2 separate regions of the Mus musculus genome follow, and region 1 is linked to region 2. A link is a loop called in an ENCODE intact Hi-C map of the cell type or tissue named here. Cell type or tissue: left cerebral cortex. All regions are shown on one strand. Links, peaks and the distances in the headings refer to the core of each region. The heading gives the core; the rest is flanking DNA.

Region 1 (2,914 bases), core at 144-2,643, 290 kb after region 2:
TTCCCTCTGGCCCTGTTCTACCTATGGGAACAACGGAGAGCCCCCCCCTCCTCACCTCTACAATCATGTTTCCACCTCCCGCCACACTCAATCTGGTTTCCCTGCCTGCAGATTGGGAGGGTAGACTCCACCCTAGGCTTCCAGCATTCTCTGTGCACTGCTCCAGCAGACGGTAGGGGTTACCCAGGAGGGACACACTTTGCACTAAAGAGTGGGCCTGATTTTGGAGGTTTAGACATTTGTATGAAAGTACAAATGCTGTGGCTCCGTGCAGAATGCCTGCCCCTCACGGTAAGATTTGCACTGCATGCAGAACCCCACAGTCTTGCCTCCCCATCCTCTCCGGGGACTCCTTTCTTCTTGTGATTTTTGTAAACCTGAAGGGATCGACAGCTGGTCCCCAAGTGTGGTTCTCTTTCCTGAGTCCTGTTCACCCAGGTTCCAGCTCAAATGTAGCATCTTCCATGCAGCCCTTACCATTCCCATCTGCTCAGGAGTGTGCCATCTGTCCCTTTTCATCCTCATGACCGACACCAGCCACCTGGGGAGGTTTTGGCTCATGATGGACCACCTCTGCCACAGTGGGTCTGTGAGATAATGCCACGTAGGCCATCTGCATAGATGGCTGAAATGATGATGGAGGTAGGAGGAGGTAACATGGTGATTAGGACTTGGCAGGGTACTAGGTACAGGAAGCCCATAGGAGTATATTCTAGGATGTGGGAGCAGAGACAGAATCAGCTAAGGACCCATATCCTTGTAATTAAGAGAAGAAGGAAGATCTAGAGAGATGACTCAGGGGCAAAAAGCACTTGCTGCTCTTGCAGAGGACATGGGTTTGGTTCTCAGCACTCATAAGGTGGCTCACACTCATCTATAGTTCTAATTCCAAGGAATCTAATACCTTCTTCTGCACCCCTCAGGTACTATGTGCATGTGGCACACATTCATATATACTGAAGATAGAACGTACACCTAGGATAAAAAAGTAAATGTTCTGGTGAGATGGCTCAGTGGGTAAGAGCACCTGACTGCTCTTCCGAAGGTCAGGAGTTCAAATCCCAGCAACCACATGGTGGCTCACAACCATCCGTAACAAGATCTGACTCCCTCTTCTGGAGTGTCTGAAGACAGCTACAGTGTACTTACATATAATCAATAAATAAATCTTTAAAAAAAAAGTAAATGTTTTTAATTTAAAAATATGTTTTTAAAAGATTCATTTATTTTATTTGTATGGGTATCTTGCTTCCATGCATATATGTATATATATATATGCATGTATATGTATATGTATATGTATATATGCGCACCCATGCCATGTCTGGTGCCATGGACCCCCTGGAACTGGAGTTACAGTTGTGTACTGCCATGTGGATACTGGAAATTGAATCAGGATGCTCTGGAAGAACGGCTGAGCCATTTCTCCAGCCCTGAATACACACACATACACACCTACACACACCTTTTTAAAGGCACTCATGTCTTTTTTTTTTTCTTTTAAGAGTTATGCAAGGCTGAAGAGATGGTTCGGAGATTAAGAGCACTGGCTGCTCTTCCAGAGATCCTGAGTTCAATTCCCAGCAACCATCTGGTGGCTCACAACCGTCTATACTGGGTTCTGGTGCCCTCTTCTGGCATGCAGGTGTACATGCATATAGAGCACTCAAACATAAAATAAATAAATCTTTTAAAAAATTATTTTAAAAAGAAGAGTTATGGGCTGGAGAGATGGCTCAGCAGTTACTGACTGCTCTTCCAAAGGTCCTGAGTTCAAATCCCAGCAACCACATGGTAGCACACAACCATATGTAATGAGATCTGATACTCTCTTCTGGTGTGTCTGAAGACAGCTACAGTGTACTTACATGTAATAATAAATAAATCTTAGGCCCGGAGTGAGCGAATCTGGAGCAGAGGTCCTGAGTTCAACTCCTAGCAGCCACATGATGGCTCACAACCATCTGTATAGTTACAGTGTACTCATATACATTAAATAATTAAATAAGTCTTTTAAAAAAGAGTTATGCGCTGGGCAGTGGTGGCACACACCTTTAACCCCAGCACTTGGGAGGCAGAAGCAGGTGAATTTCTGAATTTGAGGGCAGCCTGGTCTACAGAGTGAGTTCCAGGACAGCCAGGACTACACAGAGAAACTCTGTCTCAAAAAACAAACAAACAAACAAAAAAAAAGAGTTATGCATTTATTTATCAGGCATGTGTGTTACTACTGTTAACTGCTGTTATTAGGATTGAATTTAGAGCTGCTAGCTTTGTGCATGCAAGTGCTGTACTGGTATGCTGGTCCCTGCTCTCTCTTGCTCGCTCTTGCTCTCTCATTCTCTTTCCTTTCCTTCTTTACTTTTTAAAAAAGATTTATTTTATTTTAATGTATATGGGTACAATGTAGCTGTCTTCAGAAGACACACCAGAAGAGGGCATCAGATCCCTTTACAGATGGTTGTGAGCCACCACGTGAGTGCTCGGAATTGAACTCATGACCTTTGGAAGAGCAGTCAGTGCTCTTCACTGCTGAGCCATCTCTCCAGCCCCACCTTCTTTTCTTTTTGAAGCTACATTTATGTGTTTATCTATTTTGTCTGTGTGCATGCACAGGTTCCTGTGCCACAGTGCCCATGTGGAGGCCGGAAGACAAACCGCAGGAGTCGGTTCTCCTCTTCTATCTCGAGAGCCTCTTAAATGGAACTCTGGTCATCAAGCTTGGTGGCTGTCTTAGTTTGGGTTTTACTGCTGTGAGCAGACACCATGACCAAGGCAACTCTTATATAGGGACAACATTTAATTGGGGCTGGCTTACAGGTTCCAAGATTCAGTCCATTATCATCAAGGTGGGAACGTGGCAGCATCCAGACAGGCATGGTGCAGGAGGAGCTGAGAGTTCTACATCTTCATC
Region 2 (2,914 bases), core at 102-2,601:
GGGCTGGCTAGGAGCCACACACGGCAGGGGTGACAAGCCACATGGCAGGGGTGACAAGCTCCATTCACTCTGTCCTCAGGTGAGGTGTGGGTATGCTTGGCGTGGCTGCGTCCCCGCTCGAGCCATTTTTGATTTTTTTTCAAGGTGTTTTGTGCCTCCCAGATGGGAACCAATCGGACCTGTGGGTTTTGGCAGCCTGAGTTCTTGGAAATCTGATTAACTCAGCTGCTGTTGAGCGCGCCCCCCTCACCCCCCAGTGGGGCTGGTTTTTTCCTGTCTGTTTAGGTGCAGACAGAAACTGTCAATGCAACACCGATCTTTATGGGAAGGGATGACTGTGCAAGGGTGAAAAGGAAGGTGATGGATCTAGCTGGAACAGCCTGTACCGCAAGTCCGTGATTGACACTTGGTAAATACTGTTACTGACGCCTGAGTGTGGCTTGGAACAGACAGTCTCTTCCTGGTCCCTCGAGGGCACATGCTATGATCTGTCAACTCCACACCCCTGCCTGGGTGGGCAGGACCCCAGCAGACCTCTCAGGTTGCCTTGGCCTCTCCAGATCCTCTCCGTACTCCGGAGTTCAGCCTTGCTTGTGTGACTTTCCCTAGATCTCTGCCTTGCTCTCTGTTCAACCACTCCAGCCTCACCAAACCACCTCCCACCCTTCACTCATTCAGTCAACAAACACTCGCCGACAGCCTACAGAGAGGCTCAGCAAACTCTGCTGTGAAGGAGACACTGTGCTGGGGTTGGAGGACCACAAATGTATGACCTAGAAGGACCTGGATTGGAGTGTTAAGAAAGGACTTAGCTGTCATCTGGGTGAAGGAGGGAAAGGCTGTGAGGGACATTGACTCAGAACACAGAGCCCTCAGACAGCTGTGGGTTAGGAGTTGGTGGCAAGAGGGGCTAGAGGAGGAGGAGGGGGAGGAGGAGGAGGAAGAGGAGGAGGAGGAGGAGGAGGAGGAGGAGGAGGAGTTGGGTTTGAAGTTGAGAAGCAGCTGAGAGGATTCAGAAAATCATATTTTTAGAAAATGCGGGGTCCTTGCTTTAAAATATAAAACTGCTTATTTTAAAGTTTCTTTAAAAAAAAAACAAAACACCAACAACCGTCCCAGATTGACATCCATGCATGTTCCATTCGTTAGCTGAGCTGGCACGGTTGAACAATTACTTGCATTGTGCTTAACATGCAGCAGGGTTGTTCCTGGCACTTTACAGAGACGACCTCACTCCATTCCTGCCAAGGCCTAACCAGTTTTTAGTGCTGGGAAGGGACCCCTTGCTCTTCAGCATGCTGGGCAAAGCATTCTTCCACTGAGCGACAGCCACGAACCTCAGAGGTAGAAGTCACATACAACAAAATCCACCCTTCCCAGTGTACAAACCAATCATGGACAAGAGCGTGCAGTCACTAGCTGTGCAAGACACAGAACTCCCATTACTTCCAAAGCCTTACAAGCCCATCCAGTGATTCTCACCCAGCCCTGAGCAGCTCTCAAACCCCCAGAACTGCCTTGTCTAGACTGCTAGGGAGACCTATGCACATGCTGCTGTCCGGTTCACCTCTGTCCCTGCTACCACACTTCCAATATCCCTTCTACCCTGTGCATCAGGGCTGGCTCCCTTTTCAATCATGAGGAAGACTCCCTGGTACTAGCTCACGATTTGATGGTTTGATTAGCTTTCCTCACGGTAGATGGACGTTATCTTTAGAGGAAGCCACCAGGAGATTCCTGTCCTTGGCGCCTTTTCTCCTAGAGAAGTCAAGGAGACTCATTTTCCAAGGATGGGGAGAGCAAGGAAAGAACAGAGGGTCTAGGCTGGTTTCCTTAAATGCAGGGAAATAAGAGAAAGCAGTACCCAGCAGGCACAGGCAGAGATCTACATAGTGAGTTCCAAGCCAGCCAGGACTACACAGCAGAAACCTGGGAGAGGGAGAAGGAAGAGGGGAGGGATGGGGAGACTATCACAGGTTAGATCTCAAACACCCACAAGTAGCTTGTGTCCTGAGAGGGAGAGACTTGGGGTGGGGGTGGGTCATGAGAACTGACTCCAGTAGACAGACCTTTTACTGATGGCTCATGTGTTTGGGGGCAGTCTATAATGACAGTCTGTCCTCCTGCTTTCTGACTGTCAGCCGCAAGAAACTTTGTTCAGCTCCATTCTCCTGCCCTGCCTTGCATGCTGATCACAGCTCCCAAGGCAACCGGATGCAGACAACCCTGGGCTGAGGCCTCAGAAACCAGGAGCCGAAATATGCTTTTCCTCAGTCAAGCGGACTTTCTCAGGTCTTCTGTGACAATGACAGAGAGCTGACTGACATGGTTTCCAAAGCCAGCCTTGTATGGAAGGAACAGCATGGTTTTGGGTTTGTTTCCTGTCTTGTGGAGCAGTGGGCTGTGTACAGACAGCCTGGTCCCTAGTCGAGCAAAGGTCTGGAACCCCAGTGACACTCTGGGTGGTGACTTCCACCTGCATGGGACAGCAGGTGTTCGGCCATGCCTCCTGGGTCCCTGGCTCCTGTCACATAGCTACGGCCTCCTACAGTCCTCGAAGAGAGGTTTGTGGCCATCAGTCACTAGGAGTACCACCGAGCCCTTCCACATGCAAATAAGGTTTCCCCAAAGTTCTCAGACCAAACCAATGAGAAGTACCTGTTGTCAGACCCTTACCCACCCCCAAACTGTATATAAGAATCCTATCCGGAAGGATCAAAGATGTTCGAGAACTACTCTGTCATCTGAGCCTTCTGTCCAAAGAGCTGTAACACTTGGGAAGAGATCTGCTCTCCCAATACGCCACCTGAAGCACCGCCGCACTCCGCACTGGCTAGTCGGCCATTAGTCAGTCCAGCTAGACCCGACTCAGTGCGGAGTAACCTAGTAACCTGGAAGGCACAGCAGAGACAGA

The links. Peaks named below come from ENCODE experiments on the same cell type or tissue, not always from the same donor. Only the 100,000 strongest peaks of a DNase experiment are listed, where the experiment ranks them.
Region 1: it touches region 2 in a loop (1.8-fold over the local background); 4 of 42 quality-filtered maps call a loop at or near these places.

What each region holds. Positions count from the first base shown.
Region 1 is chr4:137,389,876-137,392,789 of GRCm38, forward strand. It overlaps Gm52681 (a long non-coding RNA gene), which reads left to right. Exons shown (of 3, transcript XR_003955130.1): 3 at 924-1,181. Among named protein-coding and RNA genes, the nearest start is that of Gm52681, 4.2 kb to the left of the region's middle. In left cerebral cortex, for the core only: a CTCF peak has its summit at 1,657 (motif pointing left); no DNase peak of the experiment used is centred there.
Region 2 is chr4:137,097,427-137,100,340 of GRCm38, forward strand. No RefSeq gene overlaps it. Among named protein-coding and RNA genes, the nearest start is that of Gm13001, 19 kb to the right of the region's middle. In left cerebral cortex, for the core only: no CTCF peak of the experiment used is centred there; a DNase peak (open chromatin) is centred at 1,190.